2 separate regions of the Homo sapiens genome follow, and region 2 is linked to region 1. A link is a loop called in an ENCODE intact Hi-C map of the cell type or tissue named here. Cell type or tissue: A673. All regions are shown on one strand.

Region 1 (8,000 bases):
ATTTTCTAATGAGTTTCTAATTTAAATAGCAAATTCCTTCAACTAAAATAAAAAAATGCATTTTGCCTTCTTATAAGCTTTTTCTTGCTTATGTTCATTATATAATTTGTTCAGTTCTGGTTTTTCTATTAACCCAATTCCAACTATTTGCTATCTTATAAAATTACTCATAATTTCTGGTTTATATCTTTGGTGTTATAATGTTTACAGTTTTTTTTTAATTGGAAGATTTCTATGCAATCTACCATTTTGGCCTAATCTCCACCAATTTTATAGCCTGTTGGTAAAATCTTTCATATAAATTTTATCTCTTTTCATTATTTTTAAAATTCTACATTTCTATTGAAAATATGGTGACTCCAGTGTAGCACTATTGATGTATTATTTGCATTAGAGGATGATTTTTAATCCAGACATGCTCATTTTTCTAGCTGTAAGAATTGGACTAATTATTTGTTTTTTTATTTTCTGTGCTTCCAGATTTAAAATATAGATATAATCTATTATAAAAGCCCAGACCTATTTTCCTCACTGGATAATCTGCATGTTGAATCAAATGACAGAAGTCAGATTCTACTACAGCATAAGATAGTATATAGGAAAGGTACTCTTATTTGGTTCTTTTTGATAAATTTAAATCTCTTTGAGGGCAAGGATCATGTTTCAATTTTCACATGTATCTCATGCCTATGCCATGAAAGAATTACAAACATTTTCTTGTGTTTTATACCTTTGCACAGGTTGATCCTCCTGCTTATAGTTCTCATATTCCTCCTCCCATGGCTGACTCCTATTCTTCTTGAAGACCCAGTTAAAGGTATGCCCTTCATGGAATTGCTTCTCTATTGCCCAACCTCCTGCAGATGTGCAGCCTGTAGGCTAGACTGAGTTGAGTGTCTTCTTCCACCTGCTCTATTCTAGCCAAAGCACAGCTTAATCACTTAATTTACTACATTGCCTTATAAGTGTCTGTGTGATGAAACAGAGAGATTATGTACACTCCCCAAGGTCACACAGTTACTCATTTTCAGGACCAATATTCAAATCCAGAAATTTCAGCTCCAAAGTGTGAGCATTTAATACTATGCTTAAGTACAGGCTTAATAACACTAAATGAATATGCATCAGAAGAGTATAAAGCATACTGTGAGTGCTAAAACAGATATCATAGATGCTAAGCTATCCTATTTTGTGCATTCGTTTGTAACATTTAATATAAAAAGCTATATTTATACAGGTAAACTGGATAAAGCCACATAATTTCTTCAGAGGTCTGTAGTAAATTTCCTATGACAGTTATGGATGAGAAAATGGGTGCTTTAAATAATTTTTACCATTAAATTTAACACAGTATTTGCAGCACGCCCTGCTTATTGAGAATAAATTTTACCATATCGCTATTTTTTAAATTAAGGAAAATAATCAGTTACATTTGGATATACAGCATCTCAATATAAAGAAATGAAGTTACGTATTTGCAAAGGTTTTCTTACATTTTATGTAAAAACAGCTTATTTTTTTGAATGCATAGATATAATTAACCAAACTAGGATTGAGACTAGAGCATCAGTCAATTTTGTAATTCATTGGAAGAACTGCTTTTGTTTTGACCCTGCATACAAATGCAAAATATCTAAATTTTAAATATTTAATTGATTATATTTTTCTTTTAAAACTCTGTAGGTATAAATATTTGAGGTTCGCTTATATACATATGTATATTTCCACTAGGTTATGTTGGGGAACGGCAAGTGTAAAAAACCATGCAAATGTATTCTTTATTCTCATAAAAATTCAATAAAATAAACTTTTAAAAATACTGTCAAATAGTTAAATAGATGTTAAATCAAATTTTTGCATCAGAAATGTTCAGTAACTGAATAAACCAAAGCCTGAAAAAATGGCATCCTACAACACACACACACACACACAGTTAAATATGCCCTTTTCTGCATACTAAGGCATTTCATTCCAGCCTTTCTAACTCCCTGTGCCTGGAAGTAATAATACTACATATCTCTAAGTTTATTTCACTTCCTTTTTTTCTCTTCTCGAGCATTGTCGTAAAAATAAATGAATATTGTTCCACTGTGCATGCTTTTTACACTCTTCATGATGAGAATGGATTCATGATAACCCATTTATTTTCTTTTCTTCTAACAATCTTTGCGGCAGGAATGAGATGCCTGAATTTTAATGCCTAATATGATCTTTGGAAGACTATAAACTTTTAATAGACTTTAAACATAAAGTGAGGGAAAAGATAAATAGCAGAAAAGTCTGTGGTTTGATCCCAGGAAATCCTGATTAATCGCCCTCAGATTGTGTCAGACCATCCTGAATATTTTCTGAAAACAATTGGTTCGTTTTATTGCCAAATAAATTGTAATTGATGTTACCAACTTCTAACCAAATAAAATTCTAAATGAGTGAGAAGAGACATAAGAACATATATTTCCTTATGTGAGATAGCATTTAGGACATATCTCATTTTATTTGTTCTCTGTGCTATTTATTCCTGTTAGTTTTGTGTGATAAACACAACAGGTTTAAGATGACAAAGATTTTCTTTCAGACTGTACCTCCCTGTGAATCGTTCGTGAGTAACCATAAATTAACATAAGATCAGAAATATTCAATATTGTCTTTCATATCTCAGGGGCAAAATACTGACTACTTTCAGTGGTGTACAAGCACAGAATTTAAGGCCTCCTGAGAAGGAACACTCTCTTCTGCAATATCATCGTTAGCAACATTTCCTGTGTGATTTCATATTTTTGTTCTCTATTCAAATTGTTTCAATAAAATTAGACATTATAATATTTACAGCTCTTTATATAAATCAGCCTTTAAACCCGGAACAAAATGCACATGGGCTTTACAATCAGAAGAAAACAAAAAGAAGACTTAGGCATTAATACTGTGCAAAGGTTTAAATCATATATAATTTGTTAATATCCCTTTATTGACTTATTTTTAAAAATAAAAAAATGAAAATTTTTATTACATAAAAGAAAAGCAAAAACATCTCTTGCTGTGACAAAATACTATGCATTATTTTTCTAAAATTGCATCTCCCTTTAAATAGAGCAGAGAAGAAAACAAAACAGTTAAAAAAAAATTAGTTGGTATTGCCACAATATATGCAACCCCCTGAGCTTTGCCTTTTAAATCAGCATTCTGCTGTTAAATAATAAAAGAAAAGTCCCATTATTTTCCCAGCTTCACTTTGCTTAAAGTGATTGATGTAGAATTTTACTGCCATCCAATGGCAGCCGCCTAATATAGCTCAAGTAAATGTCTAAAGCCTTTTGATCAAATTACAGTCTAGGGAATTTAACTTATGTAGTACACTCAGAACTTACATCAATACATCTGTTTGTTACACAGTAAGAAAGAAATATCACTGCAGTTTCAATTTATTGTTCGTTCTCCAAATTCAATTTAACAGTGAATTACTAATATTGCTGAACACAATTACCTAAATGAATAAATCAACCTAGGCTACTCACTAGAGAGAACATCAGAGCATAATATTAATTTTTACATGTACCTCATCATATTAGTTTAAAAGGTTTCTTTTTACAACTAACAATCTTTTCCTACCAGGCAAAATAGCCTTTATTAAAAGACTGTTCTCAGTTTTACTTCTGTTATTTGGAAGACATTTGAATATTTTTACCTGATACTGTACATCATATAATTTCTGATTAACATTAAATTGCATACTGTTTTAATTATAATCTTCTTTCCTAAATGATTATTTAGATCATTTCTCAAAAAGGCAAAATAAAAATTATGTCTGATTGATATGAATGAGTTTGTGCTTAAAATATTCAAGCTTAGTTATTTAAAATTCCTGATTTGAGTTAAAAGAGTTGATGGGTAACAACCTAATTTTACTTTTCATTAACATTAACTAAAATATAATATATTTGAAATTATAGGTAATTGCTATGACAGAATTATTTTATTTCAATAAAACTTCATGAAAAGTATATTTTATGATTTATTTATATATAAATGACATTTTGCTAAAATATGAAGTTTAATTCAGTAATTAATTATTTTAAATAGAGGAAAATTTAGATAAGCTATCTGGCCTATAATATGAAAAGTCTTTTCAATGTTATTTTATTCAACTGAATGTTTTAAGTGTGTGTGTGTGTGTGTGTGTGTGTGTGTGTGTGTGTGTGTGTGTAAAAATAGCCTCAGGCCTGAAATACGTTTTGTACTCTGGAACATCTGAGACCAATAATTCAATGGAATTGAAACACAATAACATATTTATTTTAACTTACTTTAAATTAGAATATTTAATTCAAACTTCTCCTTCAGTTAAAACCTCACGTTATTGTTTTTCTAAAAGATCCCCAAATTAAATCCAAAACTTTTTTTAAAAAAAATCCAGACAAGACTTCATACTGAGAGAGATTTTGTAAAAGAGCTGAAAACAATTTAGGAATTTTGAATGGAAAGAGATAAACTGACCATTTGCTGATATAGATGGAATTTGAAGACTCGATGTTTACAGAATAAAGGACGAGGCAGCCATGCCTCTGTGCCTATAGTAAATTTGATTTTTGTTTCACATATTTAAAAATTATACCATCCATTTAAATCCTCCTTTATAACCAGATGATTTTGGTGTGAACCTCAGTTTTAATAATGTTTATGAAAGAAGTCTAAATTTTACTCTGCCTCAGCTCCATTATTGATAAGATTAGAAACTAGACCTGAAATAATGTCAATAGAAAACTCAGTTGCTTAGTGTACTTAGACATTGTTACGAGTTTGAGATAAACTAAATCTTATCAAAAGTCAATTCTACCTATACTATATTTTTGTGGTATATATTTAAATAGTATGAACTTATATACTATATATCCATATACATACTATAAAATGATGCTTTTAGAAAGTTTTATATTTGACCTCTTATTATTAAATTTAAAAAAATCAGTTTCCAGTTATGAATTATGTTTTAAAAGCCTCAATCATATTGTCCTCATTTAACTGATATTATGCTACAAATTGTCTTTACAAGTAAAGGACATTTTGCTTTTCTACCAAACAATCATCCAGTCTAACATGCACAATTAGTATTTTCTCCACCTACATGTATATTCAAGCAATTAAACTAAAATGTAAACAGAATCTGAAATTTTACTGCTTAAAACTCACTATGAATAAGAACATTTTCATTGATATATTTCTTTATCAATTCCTCTCTTTTTCTTATCCAATGTAACAAGAAAGGTAAGTTAATTTATTCTATGTAAAATACGGAGCGATTTTAGATGGATCAATTACCTGAAACATCTTGTTCTATAATGATTTTTGTTCCCTTTTCATTAGCAATAATACTAAGGAAAATTTAATTATTATTTGCAATGTTGTCATTCACTATGACTTAGAGAAGTATCTCATTTTTAAATCTCAAATATTAAGAAATACAATAATTTCAACTCACTTTTGCATAATGTGATAGAAGACTGATATGAGAATTAGTATAGAAAAATATCTAATGACGTTATGACTGTTGTCAGTATTAAAGGTATATGCATCTATATTTCAAATTAAGTCTTAAATCTAACTTTAGGCAACACATATTTTAATATGAAACTAACAATAGGTTGATGTATGATAATTTTCTTGTTTTAATTTTAATGTCCACCATTATGAAGTATACTTTGCGGTGCCTTTTTCAAAATAGAGAATGAAGTAGAAAAAAACAATGCCACATATGCCAGGAGATAGAAATGGGTGAGTTTCTAAGCTGCACATCTTTGATAATGTATATCATCAAAGACATATTTAGATATTTGCTTTTTGATTGAATAAGCACCTTGCTGCCAAATGTATACTCTTATATTTGCATTAAATTAAAAAAATATATATTTGGAATGAAGTCTGTTTACATTAAGGTTGTGATTAGTTACATCCTTCTGTTTGATTCCTTCCCTGAAAAGAAAAAATCTTACACCATGGGTAACACAATTCCTATGCCATGACACAGAAGTTCCCACAGCTTTCCTATTTCATCAGAAATGGAGAAGCCCATTGTTTTTGCAAGACAGCCATTGCTGAAGGCTTCTGCCAGCCATCTAATAAAATGATAGCTATTTTGAGTTGAGCCTGCTAATATCAGATCCTATCAAACTAAAGAATTTCAGAAGTACAGACCATGGTCTTTCTTCCCCCAAAGACAGCATCAAAATCTGATCAAGATAAAAGTAAAAACTTCTGATGAATATACACTACATGATTAAAAACCTAAGTCCCTATGGTTTAAACCTTGAAGACATTTTAATTATCTATTTAACATCTTGCTATTTCTGGAATTCTGACTGAGAATGTTTCTGACATAGTATTTCATGGAATGTCCTTCTCTCATACTGAGGCGCTTTTATACTCCAGATGTAAACACAAAAGCTTGCCTTTCATCTTTTTTAAACTCCATCACATAAAAGGAAAGGTAAAAACCCTAAAGACCACTTTTTCAGTGAGTCTCCTATATTGATTATATAGTCTCCTATACAGATTATAAAACTAATACATTTCTCTGAAATATGGAAATCTAACCATTTTCCTTAATTATTTTTGTACTTGCTTAAGAGTATATTTAACAATTCTTCATCATGATTGAAATTTATTTCTTTTAGAGGGAGAAGAAAGCTAATAGCACTTTGGATATAATATATACTAAGCTGTTTGCTTCTTTCACAGGAATTGTCATTATTCAAAATTTCCACTAATTTTTAAATGTGATCAAAGTAACCATATTATAATTTAAAAAAAACCTTTCCTAAAATTCCAAAGTAGTATTTGATAAATAAATTTTCACTTAAAACTATTTGCCTCAGCTAAGGTTACTTTTGGCTAAACTAAATGCTATGGAAACCTTGGAAGAAAATTTTTAGTACCATGTAATTAAGGGAATTAGTATCAAATTTTCAGGTACTTGACAATTAAATTATTCAGTTTTTACAAAGACAAAAGAAAAGGAAAACAACTATGACCCTTATTATATTGCTACAGTCTGATTTTTCTTCACATTTTTGTCATTTCTTTATATTTTTCACAGGCTTAGTTGCATGTCTCTATTTCTCTGTATATCTCTGAAAGATTAACTTATGGTTATGTAATTATATATTCATTTTACCTTTGAAAAGATGAATAGCATATCATGATGCATTTTACATTAGTATACATATCTCAGAACACACATAACTTTTGAACCTATAAAACTTTTTGTATTTGGTTAAAAAGTAGGAGTAATATTAAGCAACATTTGTTTACAAAATGTGATTTATAATGGCATTTGGATAACAAAAGATGCTTTCGTTTGGGTTTGTCAACCTTATGGCCCTGATGGTTACTCATAGGAGACAGATTTTATCTTAGAAGGGGGTATTTGCTAACTAGGATTGAAAGCATCATGGTGGTGGCATGCTCCCATATTACCACTTGAGATTCATTGCTGGCTGATCTACAGAGCAGCTTTGATTGCAGTTTTACCAAGCCAGATTCCTGCTGTCCTGGCTGCAAGGTTTGTTTTCTTTTGTTTGTAGCAAGAGGGGAAGTTATGCTTGATTTTCTACTTGCCTCTAAACTTTAGAGCTTAATTTTGGCCTAAGAAAGAGGAGAATTTCTTAAAGTTGATGTGTTTCACTTAGCTTTATGAAAGTGGGAAAAAAGAAAAAACAGTCCTTGCTGTTTTCTTGTTCATTTTTTAATCTATGAACTGCTGGATTGAAACTTTTTTAAATTTCCTGATAACCTCTGAATCAAAGTAAGTGAAGTCTCCACACTTGGAAACTAAGAAAAGACTTTCACAAAAGAAAGTAAGACAAAAAGAGAATATGGAGGTTATGAGGTGACCATCAGATCAGCTCTAAGTTCCTTTGCCTGACAGTCAAGACCCTTCCACAACTGGTTGGAGTTCCATTCTCTTTTCAGGGCTCAGCTCATGTTCCACTTCCTCTGTGATCTTCTGC
Region 2 (8,000 bases), 370 kb before region 1:
TACTGAATAAGAAACTCTAGGGTGTTGCTTAGCAATCTATGAATCACCCTGCTGATTATTCTGAGGCATGTTAAAATTTGAGAAGCACTGCTCTACATGATGGGCTTGGACAATGGAATATTATTTTTCATGAAACACTTTAATAAATGTATCAACTTTGCTGGCACACTGTGAGGGATGTTCTATTTGGGTGAAGGAAATAGATTTACAGATCACCAGATTTCCTTTAATTTCCCTATGTCACAGAAAATAAATGTCCATTTTCAATTGATTTCCAGGCAGTAATTATTATGAGATTTACATAAATATTTTCTAAATGTCATGCAGATATCTAAAATTCTGATTAAAGCATGCATCTTGATATACATCTTTAAACTGATATTTCAAAAGAAAAATCACACAGTAGAATTTTTTACCCGTACATTATCTTTCAGATGGTTTGATGCACCCTTTGGGGTGTGGCTCATTTCAAGGTTTATATAGTAAAAACAAATTGCACATTTACACAACTGATGACTAACTGAATTTCCTCAAGAACAGTGCTTTTATGTTTGTAGATGTTCTATGTTCTGCTACTTTTGCAACAAGATATGAACAATGACATATTAATAGCAGTAGAACCATACTTTCACCATATGGGCTATACAACTTAGGACTGTGTCCTTAGGCTACATTTAAAAGCTCCAGCTTAAGAAGATGATAAATTAAGTCAACTTGAACTGGCCATAGACCATGTCATAGATTAAACATTTTCCTTCAGTTTGATTGACACCTTATTCAGGAAACATGCTAGAAAAAAGCCATTTGGTCACACTGCTTAACGATTAAAAGTGTGCATAGAATTCAAGAAATACTGCCACCGTGCCAACCAAAATTTGATTTATAAACACAAAGCAAAGGTTTTTAGCTTCATAGTTCTATAGTCAATGAAAGTCTTTGTTTATTACATCTAAGTACGTTTTATTTTAAACTATTTTTATGAGCTTTATATATTGACTTTCCTTAAAGAAGACCAGGGACTATAGAAAGATCACTCAAACAGACAGTATTTGTTGTAATACTCATAATATTTTGGGAGCAGGAAGTGGGAAGTCTAAGATGGGTAAACAGAAAAAGGGAAAGCAGTGGGAGGTGAAGTGGATCAGGATGATTTTGGCTGGTAATAGAAAAATCTTTAGTAAACCCTGTTTTGGATTCGGTAAAGTAGAAAACTTTGTCCTTTAGTTGAAGCATGAAGTAAGGTAACATGGATTGATTACACTGACAGACACTGGTCATTCTGAAAGCAACTAGCCAGTGACCAGTTGATTTATTATTAAATGGAATTTGATTTGTTTGAAGACAAAATCTAACCTAGCAATTAAAAAAGACATCATACGATGATCATTTTGCTTAAAACATAAAAATTAATCATAAGGTTGAAAAGGTTTTTGCCAGCAAGGAAAGCCACTGACGTTAGCACTGTGAGAAGAAAAAGTCTAATTTTCATCTCATGACAGCTAATCTTTCCTACTCTGCTCCATCCCCAGCTGTAGGGGAGCCTTTAAATTACTGGGAGGGAGAAATTCCTCAAACTGATGAGTTATATTCTTCCTATGAAACTTACAGTTAAAAGCAGGACTGGCACTGAACAGTGCAAGATAGCTTGCATTTTGGGCAATGTTATTAACGAATCGTTAATTTTCACTTGAGCTGAAGTTTCATTTCGAGGAACATATTTAGGTAGAGGACCTTTAATATCTGGAAGATAAGGTCTCTCTGTGTATGGAACAATCAACCAAGAACTGTTCTGTTCATAACATTGCTTGAGTTAAATAGTATACTTTTCTATGTGATATTATGATCAGCCTATGGTCAGCAGGGGAGATTGGTGATTCCACCAACAGCACTGTGTTGATGGAGTCCACCGAGAATTGAATAAGTTACTATAGGTTATTTTTATTATAAAAATTACTGGGTTTGATCTTACCTGGAACTAACTTCCTTCTAGGCATAAACTGATTTCCAGAAAGGGTGAATTCATTATTTACATCAAAGTGACGATTTGAAACTTACTATTTCTGTTTACATAATATCTAGCTTATTCACTTGGAATAGATAATATGCTTATTCAAAGTGAAGTATTACTTGCATACAAAGAGTTAATTAAGTTTAGCAGAAATCAACTTGACCTACATTGAATAAAAAGAAAATAAATAATTATAAGGCTACTGGGAGGCTTCACAGACCCCAAGTGTGGAAATAAAGGTTGACTTCATAAAGGATTTGGAAACCCCCAAAGCTTTTTATCTCAAATCTTTGTCTGGCTTCCTTTTTTCCTCATGTATTTTACTTTTAATTATTGGAAAATCAATATGCTGTGCTTCTTAGTTCATATGATTAATATTGTTTTTAACTGGGTTATAAACTTACATATTATAAACCTAAAGTCTAAAATTAATGTCTCTTAGTTCCAGTTACACATTCTTACAAGATAGAGAAAGTCCAGGTTAGATTAGGTGTTTATTTTTTGTTCATTTGATTCTGCCCAGTGAACAACCATGACATGACTACACAAAGATTGGGTAGGAGGAACATCAAATAGGAGAGCCTCTAGGCAGTTTCATCAAGAGGTATCCATTACAAGGCATAAAAATCAAATCGCAATCAGGAACTGGCAAAACACAGACAAAAACAACAAATGAACAACAATTCCTTCCCCGAATAAAATTCTGCTCTACGATGATTACTTTGAAATGAAAGAACAATAGGTATGTTATTTCCACTGATTACAAAGTACCAGATGGTGAAGGTGTCTGGCCATGTAAATATAAATTTTCTTATTTAGTTATATTAATTTAGTTGTTATTAATATCATATTGCATAGTACCAGAATTGTATCTAACAATATCAAATATAATAATTGATAAGAATGGAATCCCAATTCAGATGAAATATGCATGATTTCTCTACAAAACATTACTGTGACCTTGTTGCTAATTCAGTTTGTTTATGTAATAACACATGTAAAGTGCTTAAGTTATTAGAAATTAGATAAAATCGTTTGACGTTATGATGTATGGTATTTTGTATTTATTTTATTAGGAATTATTATAAATCTTTTTTCTTCTAAAATTTTAGATTTGAAAAACAATGAACACCTAGCTGTAAATTAAGGGAGATCGTAACTATACATTTAAAAAATAAATTAAATTTAAAAATATGTGTAAGACTTAGTAGTCATTCTAGAATCAAATTGCCCCTGAGAAAATTTAGAAACCAATAGAATTCCATGATGAATATCCTAACACTAAGTTATTTATCTTTGCTCTACTACACTTAGCCTAGGACTAGTATGCAGATGATACTTATTAAAATTTTTCAAACAAAAATGAAACTAGGAAATACAATGATAGTGATGTCAGCAAGATGGTAGAATAGGAAGTTCCAGACCTTATACCTTCACAAAAATTCTGGCTTAACAACACATGGTCCAAAAGCCTTAAAGCCCTTAGGAGAACTCTAGAAACCAAGTAAAAAGTCTCAGTACCCCCAGGTGAGCTCTAAGGTAAGAATAGCAACATGGAAATGGGAAGAGAATGCATTTTATTTTACCCATGGTAAGCCTTCCCTCAAGTAAGTACAGCTCAGCACAATTGGAAGTAGACACCCAACTAACAGTTTCTTCCTTGGGAAGGAAGTAGAAGTAGACATATGTCTAACATTCTAGCGTTTGGGGGACTACCTGAGAAACTAGTTTCTGTCTCGTCTAATTGGGAATGTTAATGGGGAGTGCTAACTAGTTTCTGTCTCGTCTGATTGGGAGACCAAACCTAGGATGTGTGGAGGTCACTGAGAAAAAGAGAGAGCTTGGTGGCTTGCTGCAGTACCAGAGAAGCTGCAGTACCACAAAGAGATGCCAAAGAGATGCCAACACAGCTTGGCACAATCAGAAGAGAATATCCAGCTGTGGCTTCTCCCTTGGGTTGGAAAGTGAAGAGTGAAATGTGTGTCCAACATTATGTCTTTTCAGGGATTGCCTGGTGGACTGGTTCTGTCCCACCTGACTTGGGGTACTGATGGGACTGAACTACTTTGGATGCCTCAGGGCCACTGACAAGAGTTCAGGGGCTTGTTGCACCAGAGCACTTGCAGTACTGCAGATATACACAAGAGGGAGCAAGAAATTACAAGTTCCTGATAAAACAAGAAACTTCTCCCATTGGGAAATTATATGCATGATTCCCAGAAAAAGCTTGAGAGACCCTCAGGCTCTCTAATCAAGATGATTGGTGAAGGGTTTTCCCTATAAGAATCCAGACCATGAAAATTGAGAGAGGTGGCTGTTTTTTCAAGTGCACAAATTCCAGAAAATAATACCACGTACAAAGAAATAGGTAAAAATGACCCAACCGAAAGAACAAAATAAATCTCAAAAACCCACCTGAAAGAAAAGATGATGTATCAATTACCTGACAAACAATTCAAAATAATTGTTTTAAAGAAGCTGAATGAAGTATCAGAGGATACAGACAGAAAGCTAAACAATCAAGAAAATGATACATGAACAAAATTAGAACATTAACAAAGAAATAGAAACTAAAACACAGAACCAAGTTCTGTTTGTCAGTGACATGATCTTATATGTAGAAAATCCTAAAAATTTCAGAAAACCCCAAAACTGTCAGAAGTAATAAACACATTTGCAAAGTTATAGGGTACAAAACCAAAATGCAAAAAATTAATTCTGTTTGTATATAGTAATAATAATCTGCAAAAATTAAAAAAATTCAATAGCATCAAAAAGAATAAAACACTTAGAGATAAACTTAACCAAAGAGGCAAAAGATTTGTACACTGAAAACTAGAAAACAATGCTGAAAGAAATTTAAAAAGTCACACATAAATGGGAAAAAATTTCATGTTCATAGAGTGAAAGACTTAATATTGTTGAAATATCCACACTCTCCAAAGTAATCTACATATTCAAAATAATCCCTATCAAAATTTAAATTTCCATTTTTGTAGAAATAGAAAAAATACTACAATTAATATGAAATACCAAAGAAATCTAAATAGCCACAACAATTTTGAGAAATAAAAACAAAGCTAGAAGCCTCACACTTTATAATACAAAACATATTAGAAAGACACAGTAATCAAAACAGTATGGCACGTGCATAAAAACAGACATATAGACCAATGGAACAAAATAAAGACCCCAGAAAAAAATTTTTTATATATGGTCAAATAACCTTTGACAAAGCTTCCAAGAATACACAGTGGGGAAAGGATAGTCTCTTCAACAAATGCTATTGGGAAAATTGAATATTCATATGCAAAAGAATGAACTGGACCTTTACCCTACACAATATACAAGAGTTAACTCAAAATGGATTAAAGATCTAAACATAAGACCTAAAAATACAAAATTCGTAAAAGGAAACACGGGAGAATCTTCATAACATTGAATTTAACAATAATTTCTTGGATGTGACACCAAAAGCATAGGCAAAAAAAGCACAAAAATAGATAGATGAGACCAGGTCAAACTTAAAACCTTCTGGGCAACAAAGGAAATAATCAACAACATGAACAGTCAGTGTAAGGAATGGGAGAAAATATTTGCAAACCATATGTCTGATATGGTATTAATATCTAGAATATATAAACAACTTCTATAACTGAGCAATAAAATAACAAATACCCTAGTTAAAAAATAGACAAAGGACTTGAATAGACATTAAGAATATAGGTAAATGGCCAACAAAAATATGTAAAGATTCTTAACATCCCTAATTATCAGGGATATGCAAATCAAACCCACAATGAGTTATCACTTCACACCCTTTAGGAGGACCGTTATAAAAAAAATAGACCAACAGAAAATAACAAGTATGACAATGATGGGGAGAAATTGAAACCCTTGTACATTGTTGGTAAGAATGTAAAATGGTGCATTCATTTTACATTCTTGGAAACAGTATGGTGGTTCTTCATAAAAATTAAAAATACAATTACCACACCATCTAGCAATCTCACTCTGAGTATATATCCAAAAGAATTGAAATTAGCATCTCAATGATATATTTGCATATATGTGTATACATATATAATGGAATATTATTCAGGCTTAAAAAATAAAAAAATTCTGTCACATGAATTACTCTTGAAGACATTATGGTAGGTGAAATAAGCCAATCACAAAAAGATAAATTCTGTATGTTCCACTCATATGAGGTACCTAACATAGTCAAACTCTTAGCTAACATAGTCAGACTCTTAGAAACTAAGTAGAATGGTGGTTTTTAGTGGCTGGGTCAGGGGAAAAAGGAGAGTTATTCAGTAGGCATTGAGTTTAAGTTTTGCAAGATGAAAATTTTCTAGGACTCCATTGACCAACAATGTGCATATAGTGAACACTACTATATTGTACATTTAAGAATGGTTAAGATGGCAAATTTTATGTTATTTTTAAACCACAATTTAAAAAAACACCACAAAATAGAAAAAATATTTATGACTTATTTTGTCAACAAAATTATTAACTTAGAAGTTGCCAAAGAGTTTACAATTTCCTTTTAAGTTATGAATGTATTAATAATTACATCTTTTAAAATATGACGTTCTGAACTAGTCTTTGTTTATACTTAATAGAATTTTGAGGAGGCAGATACAAAGATGCTTATGGGATAAATGCTAGTTTGTAAATCTGTATGTATCGGATGAAATTTGTTTTGTTGTTTCTTACTTTTTCACTTGAAGCTGGCACAACATATTCGCCTTAAGTTTGAGTATGTGTCTGGAATGCTCTGACTTAAAATATGGACACGTAGGAAATTTACTCTTAAGAGGCAATTTAGGGCCTTCTAATGCATAAGAGATCCTTCTACAGATCTGGATTTGTGATTTCTGAGGAGTGACTTCATGGTATGTTCTAAGGTGAATAACAGCAGTCTTTATTTATTTAAAGTTTGTCAGTGGTTTTCTTGAGCAATGAAGGCAGACTACTTTTTTTTTTTCCTAGAATTGTTTCACATGTGTGAGCCAGAGAGAAAAACCTCACTGTTTTATTCTATTTATTTTGTATGGTTAGAATTTCTTCCTAAATAGATGCCATTATGCTTTCTCTCTTTGATCACATGTAAAGAAAATAAATCAAATAAAAGATATCTCCAAATTCAGGAATATTCAAGGGGCAAGTCCCCTTTGACTTGAGCCATAAGTAAAACAATGCCATCTTTGTCTCTTATCTTGTCTGTGATTTATTCTTTTCAGAAAAGGCAGAGTGCTGGAGTGAGTTAGAAGAGACAGAGAAAGGAGAAATGAAATGTGTATAACTAAACTGGATTTGAGTTGACACTGTTCTGGGCTATGACATTGTTTCGTTTAATCAAGCAATGCAATCTGTCAGAAAACAAGTTTTAGTACTGATTCTGCCATGAAGTGGAATGAGTGGACGTTTTTTCTAGGCTGTGCTTCATAATCTCATATGGTTATGTTTGTTTCATTAAGATTGATGCTTATTAGAACTTTTTACTGTAGTTAACTTAATTCAAGGTATCATGTAATTATTTTGCATGTGTTGTGGCCTCAGAAGATGACTTTTTGTAAGTCTCCAAGGCTTAGACACCTCTACTTATATATTTTTATCACTTATTGGTAGCCCTATGAGGACTAGAACTAAATCTACCTTGTTTACAGTTCTCTCTCCAGAACATGCTCTGTGCCTGGTATATAGCTTATAGTCAATATTTTTTTAAATTAATGAATAAATAATAGATAAATCTGGACAACGTTTCCCCTTTCTACTTTGGAGTAGATTTGGAGATAGAAATATCTACCTAACAAATCCTACGGGAAGATGGTGCCCAAACAGCAACTGAAATTTCAATACTTTGTATCAAAATATTTTTGAGTGAGAGTGAATATCTTTACTGTCAGTAGTTTTTTTTTTCACTTTTAAAATTAAGATACAGAAAATGTCAGCTTCCACAATTGCTTAAGATCGGAGGGTGACA

The links. Peaks named below come from ENCODE experiments on the same cell type or tissue, not always from the same donor. Only the 100,000 strongest peaks of a DNase experiment are listed, where the experiment ranks them.
Region 2: it touches region 1 in a loop (15-fold over the local background); 47 of 110 quality-filtered maps call a loop at or near these places.

What each region holds. Positions count from the first base shown.
Region 1 is chr3:146,813,175-146,821,174 of GRCh38, reverse strand. No RefSeq gene overlaps it. Among named protein-coding and RNA genes, the nearest start is that of LINC02010, 100 kb to the left of the region's middle. In A673, a CTCF peak has its summit at 3,290 (motif pointing left); DNase peaks (open chromatin) are centred at 2,084 and 3,254; H3K27ac peaks cover 793 bases.
Region 2 is chr3:147,188,114-147,196,113 of GRCh38, reverse strand. No RefSeq gene overlaps it. Among named protein-coding and RNA genes, the nearest start is that of ZIC4-AS1, 190 kb to the left of the region's middle. In A673, a CTCF peak has its summit at 4,146 (motif pointing right); a DNase peak (open chromatin) is centred at 4,153.